Regions from separate parts of the Homo sapiens genome. Here all the other regions are linked to region 3. Evidence: read pairs that join two places in POLR2A ChIA-PET (ENCODE). Cell type or tissue: HepG2. All regions are shown on one strand. Links, peaks and the distances in the headings refer to the core of each region. The heading gives the core; the rest is flanking DNA.

Region 1 (7,599 bases), core at 840-5,839, 94 kb after region 3:
AAAGACTTTTGCCAACTTCCTGTTGCCTACAAAATAGAATTGAAATGACTGTGCTGGTGAATGGCAGTCCACTCTTCTCTTTACATTCTCTCCTGCCTTGTCCACCTCTGCAGTGCCCTTCACCTTCCCATCACATCAAACTGTGATTCACCCTTGGGCCCCACACATGTTCATGCTCCTGCTTTCTCTGGATAAGTTCATCCCATTTAAACCAGGGGCCAGCCTTCTCGTCCCATACTTCCATTTGTCTCAGTCCATTTGTGTTGCTATAAAGAAATACCTGAGTCTGCTAATTTATTAAACATTGAGGCTGCTCTCGGTCCCCTCCTATTCCATAATTTCTCATGGTTATGGCATGTAAAGGCTGTTCCCCTGCCTAGAATGCCCTTTCTCCTTGTCTTTCTGGCAACCCCTTGGTATCCCCTGGACAGAGTCTTCCTTTCCTCCTTCACTGTCACCAGGCCCTCTATTAATCACATAATGTCACAATAGTGTATCTCCATTCCCTGGACTTTGAGGCTCCAGAGGGCAGGGAACTGTTGTTTATTCATTCTGGAGACCAAACTAAACATTTTACAAAGTAGTCCATGGAGGTCTCTTATCAGAATCACCTATGAGGCTGGTTAAATGTAGATTCCCAGGCTCTGTGACTCAACTGCAAATTCTGTTTGTCTTGGTCGTGGGACTGTCCTAGGCAAATCTTACGGACATGAATGTTTGAGAACACTTCTACAGCATCCAACAAATATTTGATGAATAAAAACTTGATTAAAAAAGTACTGAGATCCCTGCTCCTAAAATTCTGCTCTATTTCCTTCATTCCTCTGGGGTGTAGTTTGGCTGGGGACAGGCCCAGGTATTTGGCTCAGTCATAGATCAAAGTGACCTAAATGGGAAACAGCTGTGCGTTATTCCCCAACCATGTCACGCAAGTACCTATTGTCCTGTCCAAAACGCCAAATTAGGTTTAGGGCCATTCAAATTCCGGAAGATGGTTGGCTGTGATAAGAACTAACAAATTCTTGCTCAAGTGGAAACTGGTTTTGCAGGGCATACTCTGCATTTTTAACTCACTAAAGCCAAGTTCTTAAGTTTAAGTGGTTCGTAAGTATCTTCTAATGAGCTGCACGGTTCCATTTGCTGTGCCTATCATCGGTATTGATAACTCTAGTATCAGCTAGTAGCCCTCACCTGTTGACACTGAGTGGATTGTGAATGAGCTTTTTTAGACTTTAGATGAGACTGCTGGGAGACTGTAATGATAGGCAAGCCTTGTTTTGGCCACAAACTCTCTAAAATGTCCTTTTTAATCTTGAGCTCTAGCAACACAATTTTGAGATCTGTCATAATGCACCATACCAGAACCCACGAAGACTTTACAAAACATACATCATCTGAATGACCTCAAGACTACACGACAACACATATTTGTTGTATTTGTTATTTACCAAATATGTATGTATTATGTATCATTACTTACCAACCAATGAAATCTTTTCTTTTTTTTTTTTTCTTTCTTTTTTTTTTTTTTGAGACAGAATCTTGCAGAATCTTGCTCTGTTGCCAGGCTGGAGTGCAGTGGCATGATCTCTGCTCACTGCAACCTCCGCCTCCCAGTTCAAGTGATTCTCCTGCCTCAGACTCCCGAGTAGCTGGGATTACAGGTGCAAGCCACCATGCCCGGCTAATTTTTTTGTATTTTTTAGTAGAGATGGGGTTTCACCATATTAGCCAGGATGGTCTTGAACTCCTGACCTCGTGATCCACCCGGCTTGGCTTCCCAAAGTGCTGGGACTACAGGCTTGAGCCATCACGCCCGGCCAATGAAATCTTTTAAAAATTCCATATAGATGCCGCAGTTCCACTTCGGGATATATATATCCTAAGGACTTGAAATTATGTTGAAGAGATATCTGTACTCCCATGTTTACTGCAGCACTGTTTATAATAGCTAAAATAGGAAATTTTCCTGTGTCCATCAGTGAACGAATGGATAAAGAAAATGTGGTATATACACACAATGGAATACAATTTAGCCTTAAAAAGAAAGAAATCCTATAATTTGCAACAACAGGGATGGATATGGAAGACATTATGCTAAGTGAAATAAGCCAGGCACAGAAAGACAAATACTGCCTGCTCTCACTCATATGTGGAATCTAGAATAATTTAACTAATAGAGAGCAAAATGATGGTAAAATGATTTTTGCTCCAAATAATGTAAAAATACCAGAGGCTGGAGGTCAGGGAATGGGGAGGTGGTGGTAAAGGGGTAGAAAGTTAGACAAGAGGAATAAATGATAAGTATTTAAGGGGATGGATATGTTAATTAGCTTGATTCCAACATTCCTCGTTGTATACATACACCATAACATCACTGTGCACCCTATAATTATATCTGATTATAATTTGTAAAAAAAATAAATAAAAGGACACATAAAAATGTAGAAACACACTGATATCATATACGGGTGAATACATATTTGTATCTGAGATATGGAAAATAAAGACACCAGGAGTGATTTGAAATTGCTCTTTCTGGTTCCTTTGTGGAGGAGTTAAGACCTGTCTATGGCATCCAAGAAGAAACAGGATATGGATTGGCAATTAAGCCACCAGCTGGATTGCTCAGATAATGCCACAGTTAGGTGGAGCCTTAGAGGTCATCTAACTTTATTTAGTACATATTACTTATTCTTTAACATTTCCATCATTTCTTTATTACACAAATAACACACAGTCGTTATTGAAACCAGAAAAAAGAAATAATTTGAAAAGATGACAAAACCAATGTTACATTGGAGAATACATTCTTTTAGACATTTTCCCATGCATATGTAGTGTTAGCCATCAGAATGTATTAGTTTTCTATTGCTGCTGTAACAAGTTACTGCAAACTTAACAGCTTAAAACAACACAAATCTGTTATATTACAGTTCTATAGGTTAAAAGTTTAACACAGGTTTAACAGGGCTAAAGCTGGGGTGTTTGGCAGGCTGTGTTCCTCCTCTTTAGGTTGGGAAGAATCTGCTTCCTTGCCTTTTTCCAGCTTCTAGAGGCCATCCACATTCCTTGGTTCACGGCCCCTTCCTCTATCTTGAAAGCCAGTAGTGCAGCATCTCTCTGACCATTCTTCCCTCATCACATCTCTCCTTGACCACAGCTGGGAAAATCTCTCCCTGATTTTAAGAACCCATATGATTAGACTGGGCCCACATGTATAACATAGGACCCTATCTCAATGTTGTAACTTAATCATATCTGCAAAATCCCTTTTGCCATGTAAGGTAACATAGTCTCAAATTCTGAGAATTAGGATGTGGACATGTTTAGGGCTATTATTTTGCCTATCACACATAGAGATGAAACAACTCATGTTCGTGCAGGATACGTGACTTACCCAAGATCACAGGCTGGTAAATATTGGATCTATTAGTTAAACTTTTTCAGCGAGTCTGATGCAATTAGATTCTCTGGTGGAAATTCATGATGAAAGAGATGTAAGGAACTAATGGAAATTACTGATGAAAGGGACATAACAAAGAAATGCAGAGCTTGAATGGACTTAGTTCTGAGTCTCACACTTTGTTCTCAGTCTACAGATACCATGATCTTGATCTCTCAAAAGCAGGCATTGGCACAGGAGGTGCCTGTCTGTTTCTGCTGCCACTCTTGACATCTCTCAGATGACCCCTTCTGGCTCCTTTCAATTTCCTTCTTTTGCTGTTTGGCTTGGCTTCTGCTGTCTCCTGCTTCCACCGGCTGCCTCCTTTCCATGAGTCTCTCGGTTTCTGGATCCTATTGCCACTTGCATTTCTCTCTGTGTCATTTTCAAGTTCCCTAAAAGAAAATATCTGATATAGTTCATTGTTCACTGCAGGGCACTAGGCAACCCTTATCGTGTAGAGATTCCCACTGTGTTATCTCCCTGGCTGCCAGCCAGTTTGCTGATGGCTGTCTTCAAAGACAACTGCCATTTCCTGGTTTCATCAGCCAGGATCATAGGGTCAAACGTGACAATCTGCACGTACGAAATCACTCATGGTCACCTCCCTCAGCATAGCACCACGGGCAGGGTAGGCACAGAGAGACTTTTCTCCGAATCCTGGACTGGAATTTTCTTCCTGGCTCACCCCTGCATATACTGAAGCTGAGCCATATCGGGGTACCACAGCTAGAATGATGTAGCTGAATGAATGAGCGTGAGAAGGGGCCAAAGGGGAGGAAGACATCAGTCCCGAGAACCAAGACTGAATATGGGCATTTGGAAAACAGTTTAGGTAATTGCATTCAGTACTTCAAGGCTCTAATTGCTGTTCTTTAACAAGGAGGCCACATTGGCTTATGAAAAGTTCTAAAATTATATAATTTTTATCAGTAACCAGGACCTCAAGTTGCTCCCACAAACCACATAGGGCCTTGCAAAATGAGGCTTTGGGAAGGGGACTCTGATGTTTCTAAATTTCGCACCCTTTGGTTTCTCCAGCTACATTAGCTCTGAAAGGGGCACAAAATGGCCTCATTAACTGGGGAAGAACGAGTCTAAACGAGTTTCAGAAGAAGAAAAGGTCTCTTGGATCCATTGAGCCCTGCCACCACCCCCACCAACCTTCCTAATGGAAGAATGCTGCTGGAAAAGTGTCATCCGATATTTCCCACAAAAATGTGTGCTGTGGTCACAGCTCAGAGATGCCAACACAAATCTCCAACACAGCCACCTCCTGACTGAGAATACATTCTGGGCTGTTTTTAGTTTGAGCCTCAGTAATCGGGGACAAAAGCTGATTTCAATTTTAATTAATTACATGGGAGTGAACGGCCATCTGATCCATAGGGGTCATAGCACATAATGCCCTCAGTGGCACTATGCCGGCAGAGCACTGGGAGGAACTTGTCTTTGTGGTATGCTACATTTTCTCTTCCTGTTGCACTTTTAGAGAAGATTCTCTAAAAATGATTGTGTCCTCAGCCTCCTACACTTTATAATAATTAACCAAATTCATTCATTTTTACTTTTTTTAAATAACAGTCTTCCTGCTGCCCATCAAAACATATTTTTTGAGCAATAAGCACTCTGTTCAGAGCTGGAATAAACTGGTGAGTAAAAACAGACATGGTCTGGGAGACTACACAGATTGGATATTTTTGCTCCAAATAATGTAAAAATACAACTTACACTGGGTTGAACAATAGATATTTGCTGCCTCATCAAGCAAGAATCCAGGGGGTAGGGTGGGTCCAGCATTGGTTAATTCAACAGTTCCATAGAAGTCTTCATATCAGCTTTGGTCTGAAGTTCTTGGTTCCCTCATGATTGCAAACTGTCTGCAATAGCTCTAGGCGGTGCATTCCCAACCACATCTAAATGAAAATAAATTAAAAAACCCAAAAGAAAGGCTCACTGCTCTTCGGATCTCTATGCTTCTTTTTGAGAGATGATTCCTTTCCTAGAAAAACTCTTCCTCCAAGGCTCACTCTCCAGCAGACATATCCACAAGTCTTAGAGGCAGAATTGCATCCCAAGCCTGTTCCTAAGCCAGTCAACAACAAAGCAAATGAAATGGTCCTAAATGGTTTAGGACCGTCACATTTTACCTCCTGGGGTTAAGAAAAGGCTCAGTCTGCAGCCATAAAAAGGAATGAGTTCATGTCCTTTGCAGGGACATGGATGAAGCTGGAAGTCATCATTCTCAGCAAACTAACACAGGAACAGAAAACCAAACACCACATGTTCTCGCTCATAAGTGGGAGTTGAACAATGAGAACACATGGACACAAGGAGGGGAACAACACACACCAGGGCCTCTCGGTGGGTGGGGGGGCAAGGGGAGGGAGAGCATTAGGACAAATACCTAATGCACGTGGGGCTTAAAACCTAGATGACAGGTTGATAGGTGCAGCAAACCACCATGACAAATGTATACCTGTGTAACAAACCTGCACATTCTGCACATGTATCTTGGAACGTAAAGTAAAATTTAAAATTAAAATTAAAAAATAAAAGGCTCAGTCTTTCCCAAAGCACAAAGATGCCCCATTCAGAAACACAATTCAGGATCCTTAGCAGGGAGAAAGGATAGTTATTGGATAAGAAGCCAGCAATGGCTGCCTCAATAAGAGACTTTCAGATGACCTGGGAGGGAGGGGAAGAAACACTACCCACCCCCAACCCCGCTCCCTAGTAAGCACAGAGTCAGGAAGATCAAAGTTTTAGGGTCAGCATTGCTACTTAGTAGTTGTTAGATCTTGGATTAGTTATTTAGCCTTGTGGAACCTCAATTTCTGCATCTGTGAAGTGGGAAATTACACCTATCTCACTGGGTTGCAGTGAGAATCAAATATATTAGTATATGCAAATTACCTGGCAGGCACCCAGCCCATAGATTTGTCCAGTAAATACCATTCCCTTGCCCAAAGCCCTTGGGCAGCTTACAGTCCAACTTGCTGGGTAACTGACAGGTCAGTCTGCTCACATTCTGATTATTAAGCACTATGGAAAAGGTATGTAAAGAGGCTTCCTAGGGGAGGGAATACTATCACAGTTCCTAGGAGCCACTAAGGTCCTCCAGATGCTTTTCTAGATCCAATGGGTGCTTTCCATTTCTTTGTCTTACCTTACCTTTCTGCAGCATCACTTATCTTGGCAATTCCTTTTCTTCTTTTTTTTTTGAGACGGAGTTTTGCTCTCGTTGCCCAGGCTGGAGTGCAATGGTGTGATCTCGGCTCACTGCAACCTCTGCCATCTAGGTTGAAGCGATTCTCCTACCTCAGCCTCCCAAGTAGCTAGGATTACAAGCGCCCACCACCATGTCTAGCTAATTTTTTTGTATTTTTAGTAGAGACAGGGTTTCACCATGTTGGTCAGGCTTGTCTTGAACTGCTGACCTCAGGTAATCCACCCACCTCGGCCTCCCAAAGTGCCAGGATTACAGGTGTGAGCCACCGTGCCCAGCCAGCAATTCCTTTTCTTCTTAACTCTACCTTGCCCTCTTGCCCTGTGTTCCATTACAATTTTCTCCTGGTTTATTATCTACCTCTCTAGCAACTCCTTTTCATGCTCCCTTCCAGGGTCCTCTTTTTTTTTTCCCTTCCCCAAACTGTGTTTCAATCTCACCTGTCAATTCCCCTTCTGTTTCAATCTCACCTGTCAATTCCTGAGGTGAGATCCCATTGTTTCCTACACTTTCAACTCCTATTTATATGTTCACGACACATAGGAGACATTCAATGCACATTGTTTTAATTCATTTTTTATTCAACAAATATTTATTGAGTGCTTACTATATGCTTGGTGCTGTTCTGTGTGCTGGAGATAGAGCAATAAACTAATCACACCAATCCCTGCCCTCATGAAACTTACATTCTAGTGAAGAGACAGACAATGAATAAATGAAATAAACATTTCACATGTTAGATGGAGGAAATGCTTTGGAAAAATATAATGCTGGGTAGGTAGGATGGGTGGCCATGAGCAGACCCTTCTATTCATTATGGGGTCCCCGGGAATGCCTCCTTAATAATGCAACATTTAGGCAGAGACTTAAAATAAGGGAGGGATTATACCATGAGGCTGGGCAGGGGCAATAACAAGCACAAATG
Region 2 (7,599 bases), core at 1,236-6,235, 68 kb after region 3:
CCTGAGAAAGAAGCAACCTAATGGTGCTTATAGCTCCAAGAAGCTCTGTCTTCAGAACACAACTGGAATGAAAGGCTCCATCTTCTCTGAACCTGAAAAGGGAGGGACCCACCAACAACATCCCCAGTTACGGTTTGAAGAAGGATGCTACTTTGCTCATGTTAGGGTGATGTGAATAGATGCATGAACCTTTTTTGGGGATATGTGAATTCAGATTCCAGTTTGTTCCATTTTGACTGTGTAGTCATTCTAAACCTGAGTATTTTTTTTTCTGCATAATAGTAAGGGCTAAAAAAATCTGTAGGGCTTCCCACAAATTAGGCACTGTTGTAAGCAACAGATATATATATTACCTTATGTAATCTCACAACAATCAAAAGGTAGCAAGCAGTAAAGAGTTCACATAGCAGGTCTGAGACTGCTGTCTCAATCCTGCTTGCAAGGCTGGCCCTTGGCTGGCATCTGGGAACATGTGAGGGGTTCCTGCTGGTCCGTGATATGAGTGGCTCACTGTGACTTAACTGTGTGTGCAAACAACATGGTTTATGCTGAACACCTGCTTTCCTTCTGGGAGTCTGGAATTTGTGTACATGCCAGACAGAGGGTGTCTAAGTGACCAGCTCCAAATCAAAACTCTGGCACTAAGTATCTACTGAGCTTCCCTAGTAGACAACATTTCATACCTGTCATAACTCGTTGCTGGAGGAGTTAAGTATGTCCTGTGTGACTCCCCTAGGAGAGGACTCTTGGTAGCTCATGTCTGGTTTCTTCTGTTGCTTTCCCCTTTGCTGATTCTGATTTGTCTTTGAGGTAATAGAACTTAGCTGTGGGCATGTCTCTATGATGAATCCTGTGGGTCCTCCTAATGAGTCATTGAACCTGGGGGTGGCCTTGGGAATTCCCCCCAAAGGTGTGTGACATTATAATTATCTCCATTTTAAGGTGAGGAAGCTGATTCATGGAGAGGTTAAGTAACTATACCAAGGCCACACAGCAGGTACATGGCACAACTAGGATTTGAACCCAGGCAAGCTGACTCCACAGCTTTTGCTTGTAACCCTTAAGGAGGCTCCAAAGTTCCCTCATTAAGTGGTTGTGAATCAAAGCAGGTGTGTTCACTCAGTACATATTAAGTGCTCAATAAAACATAGTTACTCTACTGTATTAGGATGTAATCTCCCGTCCCTTCTACCTACTAACTAGAAATCTATCATGCATTTTTCGCCATCCCACTAACAAGCAGAAAGTCCCTGAGGCTGAAATATCTTTGAAGAAGAGGGAGAGAAATAGAATGGATGTCATGCTATTTTTTTAAACAATAATAACTATTATGGTACAGTTCCTTTATAAGCCAAATGGAGCCTCTGCATTTCCTCTCCTCTTTCCTTACCTGATCCCTGGCCTCTCTCACCCTGGCACCGGGGTAAGAGCGGTGAGGGTCAGTGTAGCAGGCTGGGCATTCAGAAAAACTGACTGGAGCAAGAGTTGGAGGTGGGTGGGCAGATTTAGGGGAGCTCTTCTCATGATGGCGACTATGTTTTCTGCCACTCACCCCCCAGATGGGAACACGCTGTCTGACAAACAGAGTACTTAATGTTCTGTTTGTTGAAATCATTTCTCAATCACCCTCACCCCTCCCTACCTTTCAAGTGTTCTAGTTAATGCAGAAACATCCCGTTTCTTTCCATTGAGGAAACCAAGTGACCCCAACATTCCATAGACCTATTCTTGTCCTACTTTCAAAAAAAAACAGCTCTTCCTGCTGACCGCCTGCCTATAATAAGTCATAGCTTAGTTAGTAGATCTGAATGTCCTAGTTAGAGATAAGTTGGCTGAAGCACAGTACATCTACGTGTAGAATTTGGAGGAAAGGACTGAAGAAAGATACCGTGATTTAAAAACCTCATCTTCACCCTACACTCCTTGAAATAAGTAGAGAAGCAAAGCTTCTTATGTATAGTAAGAAATATAGATTAAAAGGTGAATAGCAGAAGAGTGGTGGCTTGGAGTTACATTAATTGAAATCAACAAGACCAAATCCTTCCCTGCAAGCACATTTTGATGAGGTAAAACTGGAAGGAGTCCATGGATATTCAGTACTTAAAAAAAAGGCTTGATCATAACAAATGCCAAGAAAAAGAAGAAAGAAAATAAAATGGGGCCGGGCGCAGTGGCTCACGCCTGTAATCCCAGCACTTTGGGAGGCCGAGGTGGGCGGATCACTTTGAGCTCAGGAATTCAAGACTAGCCTGGCCAACATGGTGAAACCCTGTCTCTACTAAAAATACAAAAATTAGGTGGATGTGATGGCATGCATCTGTAGACCCAACTACTCGGGGGGCTGAGGCTGGAGAATCACTTGAGCCCAGGAGGCAGAGGTTGCCGTGAGCCGAGATTGTGCTACTGCACTCCAGCCTGAGTGACAGAGCAAGAGACACAGTCAAAAAAAGAAAGAGGCTGGGCGTGGTGGCTCACACCTGTAATCCCAGCACTTTGGGAGGCCAAGGTGGGCAGATCATGAGGTCAGGAGTTTGAGACCAGCCTGACCAACAAGGTGAAACCCAGTCTCTATTAAAACTACAAAAAGTAACCGGGTGTGGTGGCATGTGCCTGTAACCCCAGCTACTCAGCAGGCTGAAGCAGGAGAATCACTTGAACCTGGGAGGCAGAGGTTGCAGTGAGCCGAGATTGTGCGTGGGTGACAGAGTGAGAGTCTGAGAAAGAAGGAAGGAAGGAAGGAAGGAAGGAAAGAAAGAAAGAAAGAGAAAGAAAGAAAGGAGAAAGACAGAGAGAAAGAAAGAAAGAAATGAAGAAAGAAAGAAAGGGGGAGCAAGACAGAGAGAGAGAGAAATAAAAGAAGAAAGAAAAAAGAAAAAGAAAGGAAGAAAGAAAGAAAAAAGAAAGAAAGAGAGAAAGGAAAAGAAAGAAGAAAGAAAAGGGATTTAGGATGAAAAACTGGTAGTACCAAAGGGTCACTTCATACTTACAGTAGATTTTCTCATGGGATAGCCATTAGAGGTTGGCACTTTAAAAGCAATGTATGAGAGGTGGAAACCAAAACAGAAACTGCCTATCTTGAAGTAAGATGCATTTTAGTCTGATGAAAACCAGCGTCTTCACACCAACAACGTGTGCTGAAAGGATGCACAGCAAGGAGTTGCCTCGTCATTGAATGAGCTCTAAGCAAATGACTTAGGGGACCCAGGCTTCAGTCCTAGCTGTGTCATCTGATCAGTTGCCCAACTTCATGTGAGTTACGTCATCTTTCCCACCGTGATCTCCTCAGTTTCACTATCTGTAGAGTGGGAGATACAATAAACATGCCCCAGGACCACTGTGAAAGTGAAATAATATGAGTCAATGTGCTGTGTTAATTGTAAAATAATATCTAAATCTTGGCTGTTAATATTTTGATCCAATGTTGTTACCTAGCACCAAGATTGAAGAGATAAATCAAACATTAAAAAGAAAACCTAGATTAGTTTTTGCTGTACTGAACATTAAGAAAGGAGGGTTACCTCGAGAGGAGAACCGTATAAAGCTCAATTAAAATGGAAAGGGCACTGCAGTGGACTCTATGATTGGTCAAAATATTAGGCTTTCTTCATTAATCCTTCCTCCTTGGTTTGTCTGGTTAAAATCACACACAGTGGTCTGAAAGTGCAGTGGGCATCAATTAAGATTTAGGTCAGAGCCTCTGAGGTAGCCAGTGATTTAGTTTCTGGGATTAAGGAAGACAAAAGCTTACCGATGGCTGGATGAGAATAACATTCCTTTCTATTGTGATCATCCTACATCAAGGAAATGTTTGAAATTTAGGGAGTCTGTTAAAGTTATTATATGGCCGAGCTTTTGAAAAACACAGCAGCACAAATGTGTTTTATCAGTCTTTACTGTTGGTAAGAATCCTGGAGAAAGGAAATTTGATCAGTCTCCCAATGCAGTTTACTCCAAAATGGATCACTAGTCTAGAGGACCAACTGCATCTATCAGAGTCAGATCTATCTGCCAAGACTCCCCACTTCCCTCACCATCATTCACACATCCTGTGCTTTCTTTGCAAATGATACAGACTGTCATTAGGTTTAGAGTAAGCTGCAATTAGCAAGTCTCTCAACTTCTCTTACAAGGAACTTATTTTTAGTGGAAAGTTTTGTAATGGTTCCTGTCTAATGTTTAACTCTTCCCTGGAGACCAAACTCCCTAGCTCAATCATTGACAGCAGGATTCCAGGAGTGAATGGCATCCCTTTGAACCAACTAGTGACTGTAATTGCTTAAACCTAGCTACTAGCCATTTCGGCACCTTCTACACAGCACCCCTTGCAAATAAGTCCGGCAGAGCTATGGAATTTTGGCCTTTTTGTCTGAACTCTCGGGATTGTATGAGACTGGACCTTGGTTCTTAAAAGGGCTCTTCAGTGTGGTCAGGGCTGGTGATCAAAAGCATCAGTCTCAGCACCTAGTCACATGTGTTTTTCGTGTTTTCGTGGATGAGGCTGGTTCTGTGCTTGCCAAGGTCAAGCAACTCAATTACCCAGGGCCTGCTTGGAAGCTACTGTGCGCAGTCTGGCCCTCAGTGGCTTCTCCCCTTGCCCTTGGGCCCTGATGGCTGTTTGCAAGCTGGGAAGAAGACACCAGGGCTGGGGGGTACCCAGAAACCCAAACAGATGGAGAAAAGTTTCAAAAAGGCAAAACAATGAAGATTTGCTTAATTTACAGATAAAATAAAATAAACATAATTTAATCTATCAACTATATTTATTCCTGTGGTTCTTCATTAGCACAGAAAAATTAAGAATTGTTTATATTTTAAGAGTAATACAATGAATCTTTCTTCTATTCCTGAATGAGTCACACCGAAGTAACTACCACAACTCTTGGATACGCTACTAATCAACACACAATAAAACAAATGATCGCCATGGTTTTCCAACTTTAAACCCACTTGGAAAAAGTTCCATGCTGGTGGGAGCTACACCACCACGTAGCTCCATACGAATTTGTTGACTGATGACTGACACACAGAAGGGTCTACAGAATAATAAAGGAAAGCTAACTTTAAAAAACCCTCCTTCTATTTCATTTGAGTGCTTGTACATATCTGCTTATGTTTATCATCTAGTCATGAAATATCATTTCGGCTTTCTTTACAGAGGTTGGGGTGAATTTAACTGGATCATTTCATGTATCCTATAAGCCTTTGGGTTTTGTTTTTTTCTTGATCTTCTGGAATTCTTTTTTCTGTCAAACCCTACTCATTCTTTACATCCCTTCTCTTTTATGAAAACTCATTCCCTCTCCTCCTCTTCCTCCCACTAGCTAATATGTATTGAGCACTTAATGTGTCAGATACCACTTTAGGTGCTGTGTGTGTGTTGACTCATGTAACATTCAAAATCATCCATTGACTCATAAAACCTTCAAAACCACCGGTGAGGTAGGGCTCTTATTACCTCCTTTGTGCAGATGAGAAACAGAGAAACAGAAAAGTAAAGTAATTTGCTCAATAGCACATGGCAGGTGGGTGGTACAGGTTGGATTTGAACTCAGGCAGTTGGTTCTCTCTTAAGCACTCCAACCTTCTTGAATCTGTCCATTTCCTGAACCCTGATGATCATTTCCCCAACTTATGTTGCTTGATAGTTGCTTTGTGAATGTTCCCATGCTGCAGAGAAAGAATCTCCTTAGAGAGTATGCCATGACTTTCTTACATTGCTTAGAACTTTTTTTTTGCTTTGCCATTTATTTTTATCAATTATTTATTAACAAATTAACAAAACAAGAAAACAAGCCAAAACAAAAATGGTCAAAAGATAAGCCTGACGAGGGGAGAAGAATTATTATTTTTAAGTAAAATAATCTTAAAAACACATTCCTACTGTTAAATTTTATTAGGAACTCCCCATTTCTCCAACCATTGCTCCTGTGTACTACACAACCTGGCATGCATGAGTGATTGTGCACGTGTACACACACAGAGTTTTTAAAATTTGAGCCAGTTTTCAATCACAAAGCAACGTAAACTCATTTTTAAATATCTAAAGACAGACAATGTCTACTGCAGAAAGTGAACCTGTCTTATAAACCCAATCCCAAAACATTTAAAAATATTTGGGAGTCTATATTTTGCTAGACTTTTATTCTACAATGAGATAGATAAAAATGGGCTTGTACTGTATGTTCTTTTGCATTTGTTGCTTTGTATTTGATTCACATCTTTTCATATCTTTGTGTATATCCTCTTTCTTCTTTTTCACCAGTAGCACAGTATTCCAAAGTGTGGATTGCCAAATTGTAATAAGGACCCTACTGATGGACTTTTGGATTGTGTTCATGTTTTCAATATCATGCTCAACTGCATTTCACATAGCCTCAAAAGAAAGAAATCTCTGCTAGGTCGAACTCAAATAGGGAGTGTTGGGCCAAGTGGCTCTTCTGTGCAATTAAGAAAGAAATTACTCAGCAGATAGAAAGTATGACATAGAAGAGGCTAACACTTCTCTAACTGGGTATTCAGGGAATATCATTAGGGATGTCAACTGAGGTATATAAAGAGTCTTTTCCCTAAGGAACATTTCGTTTAATGATGAAATAGACACATCTCTCTGCTAAATCATGCTTGTGGGAACCCAAGGAGGCCAGCCCCTGAATCACAGGCCTGCTTAGAGTAAAACGCTGCACCGAAGCTCTGCTGACGTTTTCCTATGCTGAAGCAAGAAGTGAGGAACATTGTCTTTGAAAAATGCTCTGACCAAAACCATTCTTTGCTCTGCTATGTAGAGTAGAGCTTTGTTTTTCAATCAGGCTGTTATTCAAATGCTGGAGCGGATCCAAATTTGCTTTCCTGAGGAAAAGTCTGCCTTTGCCTACAGCACGCACACACGGCTGGAGGACGGCTCCCACCCCTGTCCTCCCAAGACCTGCATTCCAGTCCAAATGGTTCCCTCACCGACCCACTAGGTGCACAAGGCTCTCCTCAAGCCGCCTTTTCTTCCCCTCACAATCTCCTCATGCTTTTCTGTGTCCTTCCCGTTTTGCAAGGGCCATACCAGCTTCACTTCTGAGCAGGCTTCCCTGCTTACAGAGAGCTTCTTTCCCTGCCTGGTAGCACCCGTCCCTCACGCTCACTGGATGATCCACTCACTGGCTCACTCACTCGTTCCTTCAGCAGATGTCCCTCCAGCACCTCCCATGTGCCAAGAACACAGCAGGGGACAAAATAACGTCCTTCACCCACCCACGGAGCCAACGGTTCAGAGGCAGAAACAGACCATAAGCCAGTACGTCAGTCTGCACGGCGTCGGGTGGTGTTGAGGACAGGTGACAACGGGGAGGGTGACAGAGGTGACCCCGTGGCCATTTTGCATGGCATGTGAGGGAGGGCTGGCGGATTGGGTGACTTGTGGCCCAGAGCTGAATGAGGAAGGGGACGGAGCCTGGCAGGGATCTCCCAGAAGGTCCTTCCAGGCAGAGGGACTGTCAGTGCAAACGTCCGGTGTTGGGCACTTTCTTGGCCTTCTGGGGGAACATCAAAGAGGCCACTTAGCTCCTTTTAAAAAAAGACTATTTTTTAGAGCACTTTTGGGTTCACAGCAAA
Region 3 (7,599 bases), core at 1,264-6,263:
TCTGCATTGACTGTGAGGCCTCCCCGGCCATGTGGAATGGTGAGTCCATTAAACCTCTTTTTCTATATAAATTACCCAGTCTTGGGTAGGTCTTTATTAGCAGTGTGAGAACAGACTAATACAATTAGTGATATTGCACACCTTTGTATGTACCTCTTGGCCATTTGTATGTCTTCTTTTGACAAATGTCTTTTCAGGTTCTCTGCCCATTTATTTAGCCAGATTATGTTTTATTGTTATTATTGTATGAGTGCGTTTTATTTTTCTGACTGTTAACCCATTATCAGATGGATGGTTTGCAAATATTTTCTCCCATTCTGTAGGGTGCGAGATATTTCTTAAGAAGATAATGGTAAGTCCTTCCACTCACTTGAGGAAAGTAAATTTCAGATTTGTAGTGGACACTGGGGTCCATGACCTGACACCCCACTTCAGGCTTAGTCAATCATTCTGTCAGCTATGGAAGGGTTGGCACCTAGCAGCTTGCTTCAGAGTCCCCTCTTGAGATTGTCCCCAGCTGAGGCACAGCACACCTCCTCCCTCGGGTGGCCTGTTTACAGTGACTGTCTAGGAAGGGGCATAAACTTCCAACTACCTTGCCTCAGTTCAGACAACATGGAAGGACATCCCAGCTTTGGAGGGCCTCTGTGACTTGCTGGGGTCTTTATCCTGATTTCAGCTTCCTCCTCTGCCTAATCCTGCTTCCTCTCTTGCCTTGACAGTTTCCCAGGAGCACTCTCCACAAACTTCCAGCATGCCAATCTCCATCTCAAAATTTGCTTCTCTGGGAATGCAACCTGTGGTGTTGCTCAATCAAACTGTTCCTGTAGACACATTACACCCACGTTAGGTGTGTGATGGACTGAATTGTGACCCCCACCCCAAATTCATGTTGAAACTTTAACACCAAGGAACTCCAAATGTGACTGTGTTTAGAGATAGGGTCTTCACAGAAGTAATTAAGTTAAAATGAGGTCACATGGGTGGGCCCTAATCCAATATGACAGGAGTCCTTATAAGAAGAGGAGATGAGGACACAGCCACCCACAGAGGGAAGACCACACAGGGAGAAGATGAAGGTCTACAAGTCAAGGAGAGAGGCTTCAGGAGAAATCAACCCTGCAGACACCTTATCTTGGACTTCCAGCCTCCAGAACTGTGAGAGAATAAATTTCTGTTGTTTAAGCCCCCACTCTGTGATACCTTGTCATGGCAGCCCAAGCAGATACAATAGGCGGATTTAGAGGTTCTTCGTTTTGATCCTGATTCTTTCACTTTTATACTTAAGGAACAACTCAGAAATCTGAACAGGTTAAATTCTCTTTTAAGTATAATGAAGCAGGATGGTAATTCTCACTACATAGTGTTTTCATATTCCCTACAATAGGTCAGGATAATCATGTTTTTAGAGAGGTGATAAAGAATATGCATTACCTCTCTTCATCACATCTCTCTGTTTACAGCATTTACTACAAACCTGAGGCAGATGTAAATACACGGTGTGGATAAGTACCTTGGAACTGCAGTGAACTTGCATTTAGTGGGAAAGAATGGCAAAATTTCCTTCCTTCCTTTCTTTCTTCCTTCCTTCCTTCCTTTCCTTCCTTCCTTTCCTTTCCTTTCCTTTCCTTTCCCTTCCTTCCTTCCTTCCTTCCTTCCTTCCTTCCTTCCTTCCTTTCTTTTCTTTCTTTCTCTTTTTTGAGACAAAGTCTTGCTCTATCACCCATGCTGGAGTGCAGTAGCGTGATCTGAGCTCACTGCAACCTTCACCTCCTGGGTTCAAGCAATTCTCCTGCCTCAGCCTCCGGAGTAGCTGGGATTACAGGTGCACATCACCATGCCCGGCTAATTTTTGTATTTTTAGTAGAGACATGGTTTCGCCATCTTGCCCAGGCTAGTCTTGAACTCCTGACCTCAGGCGGTCCACCCACCTCGGCCTCCCAAAGTGCTGGTATTATAGGCGTGAGCCACCACGCCCAGCCGATTTGGCTTTTTTTCTTTAGATAAACTATAACATGCCATGCCTGGCTGCAGGCTTCCTGCCCTAATGCAAAGGTGAAAAAGCTTTGCAGTTTAATTTGTTTTGTTTTTTTTTTTTTTTGGTTTTCATTTTTTTCTGAGCCAGCCCCTTTATTCTTTATTGTCTTCAGTGGAGCAATGGTAAATGTTTAACTACCAGCTCTTTGAAAATGAAATAAAACAGAACCATCCTGGGAAAAGAATGCTGCAGGGTGCCAGCCTCTCTGCAGCCAGGGACAGCTCTCCAGGTGTGAGGAGACCTCTCCGCCTTCCTCCTCACACTGATATTAGTGCAGTTCCCTCAGGGCTTGCTTTTATTTGCTGAGGCTTCTTGTAAGGGGTTTACTTTTAAGAGTATTTATGAGTTTAGCACAGGCTTCCCCAGTGAATTTTTCTGTCCATGCCTTCACTCATGGTGTCTTCATTGTCACCTCTGGAACCAGAAAAATCACAGCTTAAGGAAGTTCAGGTGAGTGACCAAGTCTAGCCCCATCCAGATTCCCAAGGCTCATTCTCCCACCAGGCCTTTCATTATGCTCTGTGTCTCTCATCTTCTCCCTTCAATGATTTCTTTTAGCTGCACTGACTTGACTTTTTATGTGCTATAAAACTCAGGAAGCTTCTTTTGAGGGCTTAGTACGTGCCAAACACAATTCTAAGCAACATGCATGTTTAATCATCACAAACCCTTTGAGGTCGGTACTATTCTCATTCTCATATTGTAGATGAAGAAACTGAGGCACAAAGAGGGTTAATAACTTGTTCAAGGCCCTATTACTCAATAGAGGCAAGACTGGGATTCAAACTAGGCAGTATGGCTTCTAGTCCGTATTTTTTTTTCTTTTCTTTTTTTTTTTTTGGAGACAGAGTCTCGCTTTGTCGCCTAGGTTGGAGTGCAGTGGTGCAATCACAGCTCACTGCAACCTCTGCCTCTGGGGTTCAAGCAATTCTCATGCCTCAGCCTTCTGAATAGCTGTTACTATAGGTGCGCACCACTACACCCAGCTAATTTTTCTATTTTTAGTAGAGATGGGGTTTCACTCTGTTGGTCAGGCTGCTCTCGAACTCCTGACCTCAACTTATCTGCCCGCCTTGACCTCCCAAAGTGCTGGGATTACAGGCATGAGCCACTGCACCCAGCCCCAGTCCATATTTTTAACCAGCATCCTACCTGAAAAAGAGCAGTAGGAATATATGTATGCGTAGTGTGAAGTGATGTGTGTGTGTGAGTGTGTGTATCTGTGTGTATGAAAAGTTAAAATAAAGTTTAATAATGGGGGAAAAAATCACCCAGAAGTCATGAAATTAAAGACCTCAAAGGCCCTTTTGACTCAACATAGATAATTCTAAAGCAAATTAAAAAATTGAGGTGGTGAAATTATATGGTTTTTAGGTTTAGAATTCCAAAAGTTGAGAATCAGCATGTATTGGAAATACCATAGAACTAATGTTAATTGCAGAGTTACAGCTGGAATGAAATACTGACTTGCTTCAGGGAATGTTTTATCTCCCTGTATCTCTCTGTTTTTGTCTCAGTTTAGTAATGTTGGCTGAGTAGGTATAAAAAATGAGAAGAGAGACATTTTTTGTTTCACTATTCATAGAGAAATTGGTATTTATATTGAATGGATTGAGAATTCACAAATAAATATAGTTTGTTCCAGTTTGGATTACTAATTTGGTTTGGTGGAAGCCTCTGAAGTATCCAGTTCTGTGACAGACTTTTGCCATAGAATCTAGTACTAGCGAGGATTGTTAAGAGGTCATTACCTTGACCTTAAAACATCACAGTAAGCGGGCTATTGTCCAAGATGGACGAATAGGAACAGCTCCAGTCTGCAGCTCCCAGCAAGATTGATGCAGAAGATGGGTGATTTCTGCATTTCCAACTGAGGCACCTGATTCATCTCACTGGGACCGGTTGGACAGTGGATGCAGCCCATGGAGGGTGAGCTGAAGCAGGGTGGGGCATTGCCTCATCAGGGAAATGCAAGGGGTTGGGGTATTTCCCTTTCCTAGCCAAGGGAAGCCATGACAGACTGTACCTGGAGAAACAGTACACTCCTGACCAAATACTGTGCTTTTCCCACAGTCTTAGCAACCAGCAGACAAGAAGATACCCTCCTGTGCCGGCTCAGTGGGTCCCACGCCCACAGAGCCTTGCTCACTGCTAGCGCTGCAGTCTGAGATCGACCTGCAACGCTGCAGCTTGAGGGGGGGAGGGGCATCTGCCATTGCTGAGGCTTGAGTAAACAAAGTGTCACAGTGAAAACAAAGAGGCCAGGAAGTACAAACTGGGCAGAGCCCACCACAGCTCAGTAAGGCCTACTACTTCTACAGATTCCACCTCTGGGGTCAGGGCATAGGAGAACAAAAGGCAGCAGACAGCTTCTGCAGACTTAAACGTCCCTGTCTGACAACTCTGAAGAGAGCAGCGGTTCTCTCAGCATGGCATTTGAGCTCCAAGAACGGACAGACTGCCTCCTCAAGTGGGTCCTTGACCCCTGTGTAGCCTGACTGGGAAACACTTCCCAGTAGGGGCCAACAGACACCTCAAACAGGTGAGTGCCCCCCTGGGACGAAGCTTCCAGAGGAAGGATCAGGCAGCAATATTTGCTGTTCTGCAGCCTCCGCTGGTGATACCCAGGCAAACAGGGTCTGGATTAGACCTCCAGCAAACTCCAACAGACCTGAAGCTGAGGGGTCTGTAAGAAGGAAAACTAACAAACGGAAAGGAATAGCATCAACATCAACAAAAAGGACATCCACACCGAAACTCCATCTGTAGGTCACCAATGTCAAAGTCCAAAGGTAGATAAAACCACAAAGATGGGGAGAAACCAGAGCAGAAAAGCTGAAAATTCCAAAAAAACAGAGTGCCTCTTCTCCTCCAAAGGATTGCAGCCCCTCACCAGCAAAGGAACAAAACGGGACAGAGAATGAGTTTGATGAGTTGACAGAAGTTGGCTTCAGAAGGTCTGTGATAACAAACTTCTCTGAGCTAAAGGAGCATGTTCTAACCCATTGCAAGGAAGCTAAAAACCTTGAAAAAAGATTAGATGAATGGCTAACTAGAATAAACAGTGTAGAGAAGACCTTAAATGACCTGATGGAGCTGAAAACCACGGCATGAGAACTTCATGACTCATGCACAAGATTCAATAGCCTATTCGATCAAGTGGAAGAAAGGATATCAGTGATTGAAGATCAAATTAATGAAATAAAGCAAGAAGAGAAGTTTAGAGAAAAAAAGAGTAAAAGGAAATGAACAAAGCCTCCAGGAAATATAAGACTATAAGAAAAGACCAAATCTACGTTTGATTGGTGTACCTGAAAGTGACGGGAAGAATGGAATCAAGTTGGAAAACACTCTTCAGGATATTATCCTGGAAAACTTCCTCAACCTAGCAAGGCAGGCCAACATTCAAATTCAGGAAATACAGAGAACACCACAAAGATACTCCTCAAGAAGAGTAACCCCAAGACACATAATTGTCAGATTCACCAAGGTTGAAATGAAAGAAAAAATGTTAAGGGCAGCCAGAGAGAAAGGTCGGGTTACCCACAAAGGGAAGCCCATCAGACTAACAGCGGATCTGTTGGCAGAAACCCTACAAGCCAGAAGAGAGTGGGGGCCAATATTCAACATTCTTAAAGAAAAGAATTTTCAACCCAGAATCTCATATCCAGCCAAACTAAGCTTCATAAGTGAAGGAGAAATAAAATCCTTTATAGACAAGCAAATGCTGAGAGATTTTGTCACTACCAGGCCTGCCTTATAAGAAGAGCTCCTGAAGGAAGCACTAAGCATGGAAAGGAATAACTGGTACTAGCCACTGCAAAAACATGCCAAATTGTAAAGACCATTGATGCTATGAAGAAACTGCATCAATTAACAGGCAAAATAATGAGCTAACATCAAAATGACAGGATCAAATTCACACATAACAATATTAATCTTAAGTGAAAATGGGCTAAATGCCCCAGTTAAAAGTCACGGACTGGCAAATTGGATAAAGAGTCAAGACCCATGGGTGTGCTGTATTCAGGAGACCCATTTCATGTGCAAAGACGCACATAGGCTCAAAATAAAGGGATGGAGGAAGATCTACCAAACAAATGGAAAGCAAAAAAAAGCAGGGGTTACAATCCTAGTCTCTGATAAAACAGACTTTAAACCAACAAAGATCAAAAGAGACAAAGAAGGCCACCACATAATGGTAAGGGGATCAATTCACCAAGAAGAGCTAACTATCCTAAATATATATGCACCCAATACAGGAGCAACCAGATTCATAAAGCAAGTCCTTAGAGATCTACAAAGAGACTTAGACTCCCACACAATAATAATGGGAGACTTTAAAACCCCACTGTCAGTATTAGACAGATCAATGAGACAGAAGGTTAACAAGGATATCGAGGGCTTGAACTCAGCTCTGCACCAAGTAGACCTAATAGACATCTACAGAACTCTCCACCCCAAATCAACAGAATATACATTCTTCTCAGCACCACATTGCACTTATTCTAAAATTGACCACTTAGTTGGAAGTAAAGCACTCCTCAGCAAATGTAAAAGAACAGAAACCACAACAAACTCTCCCTGACTACAGTGCAATCAAATTAGAACTCAGGATTAATAAACCCACTCAAAACCACACAACTACATGGAAACTGAACAACATGCTCCTGAATGACTACTGGGTAAGTAACGAAATGAAGGCAGAAATAAAGATGTTCTTTGAAACCAATGAGAAAAAAGATGCAACACACCAGAATCTCTGGGATACATTTAGAGCAGTGTGTAGAGGGAAATTTATAGCACTAAATGCATACAAGAGAAAGCAGGAAAGATCTAAAATCGACACTCTAACATCACAATTAAAAGAACTAGAGAAGCAAGAGCAAACAAATTCAACAGCTAGCAGAAGGCAAGAAATAACAAAGATCAGAGCAGAACTGAAGGAGAGAGAGACACAAAAAACCCTTCAAAAAATCAATGAATCCAGGAGCTGTTTTTTTAAAAAGATCAACAAAATAGATAGACTGCTAGCAAGACCAATAAAAAAGAAAAGAGAGAAGAATCAAATAGATGCAATAAAAAATGATAAAGGGGATATCACCACTGATCCCACAGAAATGCAAACTACCATCAGAGAATACTATAAACACCTCTATGCAAATAAACTAGAAAATCTAGAAGAAATGGATAAATTCCTGGACACATACACTCTCTCAAGACTAAACCAGGAAGAAATTGAATCTCTGGATTGACCAATAACAGGCTCTGAAATTGAGGCAATAATTAATAGCCTACCAACCAAAAAAAGTCCAGGACCAGACAGATTCACAGCTGAATTCTACCAGAGGTACAAAGAGGAGCTGGTACCATTCCTTCTGAAACTATTTCAATCAATAGAAAAAAGGGGAATCCTCCCTAACTCATTTTATGAGGCTAGAATCATCCTGATACCAAAGCCTGGTAGAGACACAACAAAAAAAGATAATTTTAGGCCATATCCCTGATGAACATTGATGCAAAAATCCTCAATAAAATACTGGCAAACCGAATCCAGCAGC
Region 4 (7,527 bases), core at 1,413-6,412, 80 kb before region 3:
GTCCTCAGGAAGCTTTGTGATACTCTTCAAGAATAAGGTTGAAGTCCTTTTTCTTGACAGTTATGAGATCCAGGAAGTGTGAGACACAGAGAGGTGAGCGGCCAGGGAAGCTAAAGGGAAACTGAGGAGTGCATATTTCAGGGGAAGGTTTCACTGGGTAGTTAATATTCCAGGAGGCGCTGGGTTTCATCTAACAATGAAAAGTTCACATACATAAAGAAAAAATCAGGCAGCAGTTTCCCCTGTTCATGGAACCATTTAAGGATGGTGTCATAATCCTAAAATTGTCTCTGTTTCTCTTCTCCCATCTTTTGGGTATTCTGTATTTTACAAGAGAAGTCATAGAGTTACAGAGGACAAGATTCTGGTCCTTTTACTAAAATGACCTCCAGGAAATGACTCCACCAGAGCTGTACTGAGATTATTAAGTGAGGAGATAGCTGACCACTCTGGCCTCTGTCTGTCCCTTTCTTCTGGGCCCATTCAGCAATCGGGAAGCCCCCACATGAAATCAGAAGCAACAGAGTCGGGCTAGTTGTATGGGAGCTGAGGGTTGGTAGCTGTGCAATTATACTGGCTACAAAGAAGGGAAAGAAGAGAAACAGAAAACAGTAGAAAGGCAAAGGGCTACAGATCTAATCAGCATAAATCAGCTCAAGGCATTCGGAATTGGGCCACTTCCAACTCCAAGAGCACCATGAGGCACTGAAGTGGAGCACCGGAGCATGCTTGATCAGAGGCAGATAGAAATCCCCGTGCGAGAGTCGTCCTGGGCGTTCTTTGTCTCCTGCCCCAGTAACCTTCTTACCACCTGGTGAGCAGCTGGCTAATGTTTCTACACTGGCCTGTGAGCTGCTTCTTGGGGGAAACTCTCAGAGCCCCACAGTCTGGGCTAATGTGGGCACCGCAGGTGAGTCCTCCTGACTGGTTGTCAGGACTTCCCAGCAGTCCTCCTCAGTGCCCATAGAGATTAGGTTTCAGGCACAGCTTGTCAGTGCTGTTAGTAGCCAGGACCCCGGCACCAGCCTATTCACACACCGATACATATTCTCAGCCTTGGCCGAACAGGAGTATGAGTTATTTAATATCTGCGCAAGCTACAGAGAGCCAATGTCTACATCCAGCCACTCTCCTAAACCGAAGCTTACGGCTCCAGGGACCTTTAGAGATCACCTGGACACAATGCCCTTGTGTCACAGATGAGGAAATAGATTTGAAGTTTATCATTTGCCCAAGACCACACTATTGGCAGCGATGGAAAGAGAATTGCGTTCTTTCAGTTTAATCCTCTTTCCAGAACTTTAAGCTACCTTAGCTCAGCCACGCAGCATCCTTGTTACTGGGCTCAGTTCCATTATATGATAAAGTTCTGAAGAGGAGCGGTTCTTCTTTTTGTGTCTATGGAATAAATTGGATATTTGCGGTCTTAGGTTCTAGCTGTGTTACTTTGCCAGGCAACAGCATCCCTTTGGGCCTTAGTTTCCCGGTCTTTGGTAAGCTATGGTGATGTTTTATTTAATTTGCTAGATGGCCCTTGGGCTTCAGGCTCCCTCCCCGCCTTGCCTCCTTTCCATTTGCAGTCCAGGCTTGGTCCTATTCCAATGATGCTATTATATATGTTTTGTACCTATCTGATATTTATCTTGCTCAGGATTACATTTCAGAAGAACTGTTATCTTAAAGCAGTATATTTCTGAATTATGAATGAGTTCTTGTCACTGCAACCTCTTGTTGAGTATCTGCCTACAAACAGCAATAGTGAAACCATTGGTTGCATTCAAGGGAACTTCTGAGACAACATATTAATAATGATACTACTTGATAAATTATGGATAAATGTCATCAGATTCCAACACAGATAATACATCAGCAGGTAGGAAAAGGCATGAGGCAGGAGTTGGACTTTCGAAAAGATTTGGTGTTGGTGCAAGGTTTCAGTAAGACCATAACAGCCAAATGAATTTCAGCTGGACCATAAACCATCTCATTCAAAAGTGCACATCAGTCGTAATAGGAAAATCAAGAATGAATTCTTCTGGCAAGGAAGTGGAGGGATCCTCTCCTTCAGTGCAAAGGTGTGATTCCTTGAGCCACAAAGTCAGAAGCTGATGATCTGCTATCTTAGAAAAACCCCAGAGAGGCAGTTTAATCTACTCAAGATGTACTCTTTCTCCTGCCCACTCACCCCCTTGGATATTTATCTCCAGGGTAGGGAAGGTCAACACAGAAACAAATCAAGGAGAGATAAGAGAGCTATGTAACTCTATATTCACTTGGATGGTTAGTCTCCAAAGGCTGGCAGTTAGCAGTGCAGCTAGAGCTTGGCAAAACACCAAAACAGTTAGGGCACAGAACTTGAAAGCCAGAAGGAACTTTAAACAATTACCGTCCAACCCTTTCACTTTACAAAAGAAAAAAATGAGCCTCAAGAAGTTAATGATTTGCCAGCTCACCTGGCAAGAAAGTCTTAGAGCTGAGACAGGAATTCAGGCCTCTTGTCTTCAGGTCTAGAATTAGGACAGAATTTAGTCAAGTGAAATACAGGTGCAACACAAGCTGTGGCTCTAATCAGGATTGCAAATCAGCATTTAGGATCATGAGCCCTATCTGAGGGAACCCTGATTGCAGCAGCCTCTAGCCTTGATCCCCAGCCCAAGCTTCCTTGAAACTGTCTTCTTCTGGCCTCCACGATACCACTTTTTCGTTCTCTGTCTTCTCTTGACCACTCTCATCCTTATTCTCCACTGGAGACTAAATCTTTTTCCCATCCCTAAAGTGATCATGTTCCAAAGAGATTTGTCCTTTGCACTTTCCTCTTCTCAGCTATGTGCTTACGCTCTACAGGAGGATGGCATCTGAACACACAGATAATTCCTAAAGCCATAGTCTTCGCTGGATATTTCTTCTGCATTCCAGTCCCTTATATCCAGTCTAATGGGCATCTTCCTCTCTAAAAGCAAGTGCAAACACCTTTTTCTCCTGCTTTGCTTTGCTTGGTTAACAGCATGCACACAGCTGTGCAGTAAGAGCCGCAGAGGTTTGCTGTGTCTCTTCATGACCTGCAACCCATCTGGGGCCCTGCTTTCCACCTCACTGCCACCCTTCATTCAGGTCTTCAGCAACTTTTTTTTTTTTTTTTTCTGTAGCACAGAAATTGCTTCCCAATTGGCTTTCCTGCATTAAATTCCTTCCTCCCTCGAAACCCATCTTCCATTTAACCAGAATGGGTATCTATTCAAAGGCTGTTTCCTTTCCCAGTTCTCGATCATACTATTTCTTTACAGTACAACTTGGATTGCCCTGTTCAAGACTGTGAACTCCTTAAGTTCAGAGATGCAAATTCCTTTTGCATTTCCAGAACTTTACCCCAGTATCCGAAACAAAATATAGACTCAGTAAATGTTTGCTAAGTTGAAATGGATTCTGGACTCTGATTTCCTCATTGTCTGCAGGGAGGGTGAAATTGTTGTACTTAGAGAATTCAGCAAGACATTTGGTTAGAATTTTCAGATGGAAGTGGGGAAAATGAATGAACCAGAAAGAGAAATGTCATGTCCAAGTCACTCAAGCCTCACAGCCAGAGACTATGGGAGACAGACAGCAGGAAAGGGCCTGCCCCTCCCTATTTAAACAGGATAATGACGCAGATCGGGAGCCTGACCCCCCTGAAACTAGTGTTCGCAACTACGGAGCAAACAGGAAGGCCAAGAGGAACTGACCATCCCAGTGAGATTAAACACAATGGTCTCTTTTAAGAGCCTTTCTCCCTTCAGTGTAGCAATCTGCTTTTGGCACTAGGTGACAGAGCACCATTCAAACACTTTGCCAGACCACTTGGGTTCTGCTGTTCCTGGTTCCCAAGCTATGCCTGAGGAGTGGGAAGAAAATACTGTACAGTTGACCAGAACGCTGGTACAGAGAGCTCTAGGACACATGACGGCTTCTACCCCTCACCCCACCTCCAACTCCTCCCTGCCTTTTTTCCCTTCCCTCACTGCTATCAAAATGTCAAGAAAGCTTATTACTCCTATGTCAGAGAAACGATCTGCTTTTCCAAATACGGAGAGGTGTGACTTGTAGTTTCCATGACCACTCATGCGGTCGTTTGAAGAGAAATGAGACAGAATGTCTGGTGTATCACCCCACTAAGACTGATAGCATCATCAATGGCCCGGCTTCCTCTGATTATTTTTACTTCATTCTATATTTGTCATGCAGGGGATCCTGCCATGGCCTCAGGGTTGCCCCATTCTCAATGACATGATTTTCCTGTACCCAATCCCCCAAAACTTTAGCCTGGACTCTTGTGGGTTTGCATGCCTGCATGCGCAAATGCATGCATGCAGAGGACAGACCCTGAGAAACAGACACATTCAAGGAAATGGCCATCATCAAGGAAGTCAGTCCTAAGGCAGGCAGCTGAGGGATGAACATTGTCAAGGTCAGTCTCAGGGCACAACAGGGAAGAGAAAGAAAGGCTCACGTGCTTTTGTGCATACTGACGAAAACCGGCTTTGGTCTGAGAACTGCAAACCATTTTGGCTACATTTCTCCTTTCCTTCCCACCATCACCTTTGGGATAGAGGGGGATGTGGGCTTTCCCCAGAGAAGGAAACAGCCATAGTCAGAAAACATGGATATCTGTAAGTGTCAGGATTTTAATTCTCAGAATACTTGGTTTACACTTAGGTTCTTGCATCTGAAGATCTGGAATGTCGAATTTTTTGAGTTGGTTCCTCTTGAGATTATGAAGTCACAGGCATGAAGCTTTCAATACAGGAGACAGAAGATATGATAAGTTATGATATAATATAAGATATGCTAATTTTTTCCCAGTACTATTTGTCGACTGTGTTCTGACACACTTTTCACTAGGTGAGCTGAATGGAGCTCACAGAAAGGCAAAAGCAGGACCCCACTTTGTCCCACTAATCCCTGGCATCCTTCTGCCCACTGCTGAGAGGTGTTCAACATTTCCCACAAGGCCTCCTGTGGCACCCAGACTGCATTTCAGGCAGTAATTTTTATTTTCTGGGAAGTGCTTCTTCTAGACCCCTATGACAGTTACAAAGCTTATAGGAGTATCTTGGACCCCCCCGCCGAATCTTGACGTCATTCACTTTGCCCCGAGTCCTCAAGTTTTCTTAGATTTTCCAGCTTTGTGAACTTTAGCTATAGCATTCTCTTTTGAGCATGTCTGAGTGGGAGAAGGTTTGAGAAATGTGACATTAAATACTTGCCTCCCGAAGGTACTCTTTGACATGGCAAGAGAAGCTGTTAATACTCCCTGGATGTGCTGTGGGGCAGCGCCCTGTGTGTGGTTGTAGATCCAGGGCTTGGAATCTTAACATCTCTTCCACACTGGCCAATCCTGTCTGATGAAGGATCATTTGGAACCCAGCACTATTTTGGTGGCTCATATACCAAAGTGAAGTTACTTTTTGAGGACTGGTGAAAAGATCTGATGCTCACTGCAAATTTGGATATTTGGATCTCAGAAAGAAATCTCTCTCTGACCAGATTTGGTAACATGATATGGACAGCATAGCTGTGCAATTACAAAGGGGTTCCTCAAAAGCTGGGTTCCTCTCCTTCCCCATACTTGAATGAATGCCATCTATTCTTGCTTGATTTAGGGTTCGTGCTGGACAGACACATTCATATGCTAGGATTTGTTTACTATGTAACCAACAAAATCTTAGGGCAAAGAGTTAGTAGGCAGATTTGCATATATGTGTGTATACGTGCAATGTCACAGTCAACTTCTATTATTTCCTGGCCCACGGTGGAAGATGAATTTGACTGCTGAGTTCTTTTTCACTCATCTGTGGTCTTTGGGTTTACCGAAGCAACTCCTGAGAATCTTAAAGAAGGTGGAGGCCGCGCACGGTGGCTCACACCTGTAATCCCAGCACTTTGGGAGGCTGAGGTGGGCAGATTGCCTGAGCTCAGGAGTTTGCGACCAGCCTGGGCAACATGGTGAAACCCCGTCTCTACTAAAATACAAAAAATTAGCCAGGCATGGAGGTGTGCACCTGCAGTTTCAGTTACTCGGGAGGCTGAGGCAGGAGAATTGCTTGAACCTGGGAGGCGGAGGTTGCAGTGAGCTGAGATCACGCCATTGCACTCCAGCCTGGGTGACAGAGCGAGACTCTGTCATAAAAAAAAAAAAAGAAAAAGAAAAAGAAAAAAAGAAGGGGGAAGAACACCTAGGTTTTTTATAGGTATTAGAACCAGAAGTCACCCATACCTTGACCAGAGTTGATTAGAGTAGAATTTCAGAGTAAGAAGGAACCATTCTAACCCAATCTCCTTATTTTACAGCCCAGAGGGTCTCAGATTAGCGGCAGAGCCAGAGCTAGCATCTGGTTCACCTCTTAATCTAGAATTTTTCCCCACCGGACAAGGATGCCCTTCCTGAGAATCTTCTCCATCTTAGAAGTCAGCACTGTTGCTATTAAGCCTTGGAATCTCGAAGCATTTGTCCCAGGTTGCCTGATTTTGATAGATTTCAGTACAGTATCTTGGCAAGGGGTCAAAAATGCGGGGCAGGCACAAGCTGTTTTCAGGGTTCTGTCTGTAGATAAATCTGACAGGCACCATATAATGATGAAGGCCTGACACCCACCCACCCACAAGATAGATTTTATTAACAATAAAACAACCATCTGGATTTCAGCCAGCATTACAGTGTTGGCACTGGATCATATCTATCTGCCTGTCTAGACAAATCCCTCTAACATCCAGGTACTCAGGGAAGAGAAATAAGAATTAAGTTTTAATGGAGTAGGAGACCCCAATCTACTATATTACAATATACTTCCAAAAATGATGTCATTTCTCAAAGTCAAAATGCACAAGTTATAACATCTGATAAGGTGTTTGAAAGAAGAAAAAGAGGTTCCTATTTTTCCATTCCTGTCTATCTTATCTTCCTTCACCAAGCTATGCAGCCCAAGGTTATATCTAAACCCACCAATACAAATGCATACACATCCTGGCAACTGTTGTCCATCTCCCAGCCAGAACCGAGTTGATGTAAATAGGATGCAACCCTCCCTGGAACTCTTTTAGATGTCACTTGACCTGGATTTGGTGCCTGATTGGTATTATCTACTTCACTTGTGAGGTCCTCAGAGAGTTTTAGAAAACAGATTCACACACTTGGCTGAGAGGTGTTTACAGTCATACACTGTCAGCAATGCAGCCACTAAGCTGTCTCAAGGAAGAGTTTTTGAAGCTGCAGCTTCTTAGTTAGAAGACAGGGAAAAGGTGGCAGGAGCAAAGGGAACAAAAAACCTTCATTGTGAAATTGTTCAGTGCCGAGGTGGAGAGACAAGCTCTTACACGCACATGTTATACACCAGTTTATGAGAATAAAATAGCTTTCTTAAAGACCCAGCTCTAAATGCATGTTCCATGATGAGGTACATATTGTAGAGAGAGAAGCCAGAGAAATACTTTAAAGTTGCCTTAGAGATGGTTTGATGGGTTTTACATTTGACTTGAATGAAACTCTGCGCTTCT

The links. Peaks named below come from ENCODE experiments on the same cell type or tissue, not always from the same donor. Only the 100,000 strongest peaks of a DNase experiment are listed, where the experiment ranks them.
Region 1: POLR2A ChIA-PET joins it to region 3 with 11 read pairs; 3 of 35 experiments call an interaction of 5 or more read pairs at or near these places.
Region 2: POLR2A ChIA-PET joins it to region 3 with 23 read pairs; 5 of 35 experiments call an interaction of 5 or more read pairs at or near these places.
Region 4: POLR2A ChIA-PET joins it to region 3 with 13 read pairs; 2 of 35 experiments call an interaction of 5 or more read pairs at or near these places.

Annotation. Positions count from the first base shown.
Region 1 is chr6:11,389,219-11,396,817 of GRCh38, forward strand. LOC105374927 (a long non-coding RNA gene) reads right to left here and starts at 5,644. Exons shown (of 2, transcript XR_926477.3): 1 at 5,177-5,644; 2 at 2,657-3,840. RefSeq lists a silencer at 5,695-5,907. In HepG2, for the core only: no CTCF peak of the experiment used is centred there; DNase peaks (open chromatin) are centred at 3,473, 3,963 and 4,643.
Region 2 is chr6:11,363,549-11,371,147 of GRCh38, forward strand. It overlaps a transcript of NEDD9 not described here. Among named protein-coding and RNA genes, the nearest start is that of NEDD9, 130 kb to the left of the region's middle. RefSeq lists a silencer at 1,568-1,862 and enhancers at 6,686-7,187, 7,188-7,599. In HepG2, for the core only: no CTCF peak of the experiment used is centred there; DNase peaks (open chromatin) are centred at 1,663 and 4,313.
Region 3 is chr6:11,295,047-11,302,645 of GRCh38, forward strand. It overlaps LOC105374925 (a long non-coding RNA gene), which reads left to right. Exons shown (of 6, transcript XR_001743967.2): 1 at 1-3,967. It also overlaps a transcript of NEDD9 not described here. Among named protein-coding and RNA genes, the nearest start is that of NEDD9, 66 kb to the left of the region's middle. RefSeq lists an enhancer at 3,543-4,300. In HepG2, for the core only: no CTCF peak of the experiment used is centred there; DNase peaks (open chromatin) are centred at 2,185, 3,815 and 4,295; H3K4me3 peaks cover 599 bases.
Region 4 is chr6:11,215,223-11,222,749 of GRCh38, forward strand. The region is part of intron 1 of NEDD9 (neural precursor cell expressed, developmentally down-regulated 9); the gene reads right to left. It overlaps LOC124901256 (a long non-coding RNA gene), which reads right to left. Exons shown (of 2, transcript XR_007059449.1): 2 at 4,639-4,767. Among named protein-coding and RNA genes, the nearest start is that of NEDD9, 14 kb to the right of the region's middle. In HepG2, for the core only: a CTCF peak has its summit at 3,801; DNase peaks (open chromatin) are centred at 2,329, 2,872 and 3,739; H3K4me3 peaks cover 2,414 bases.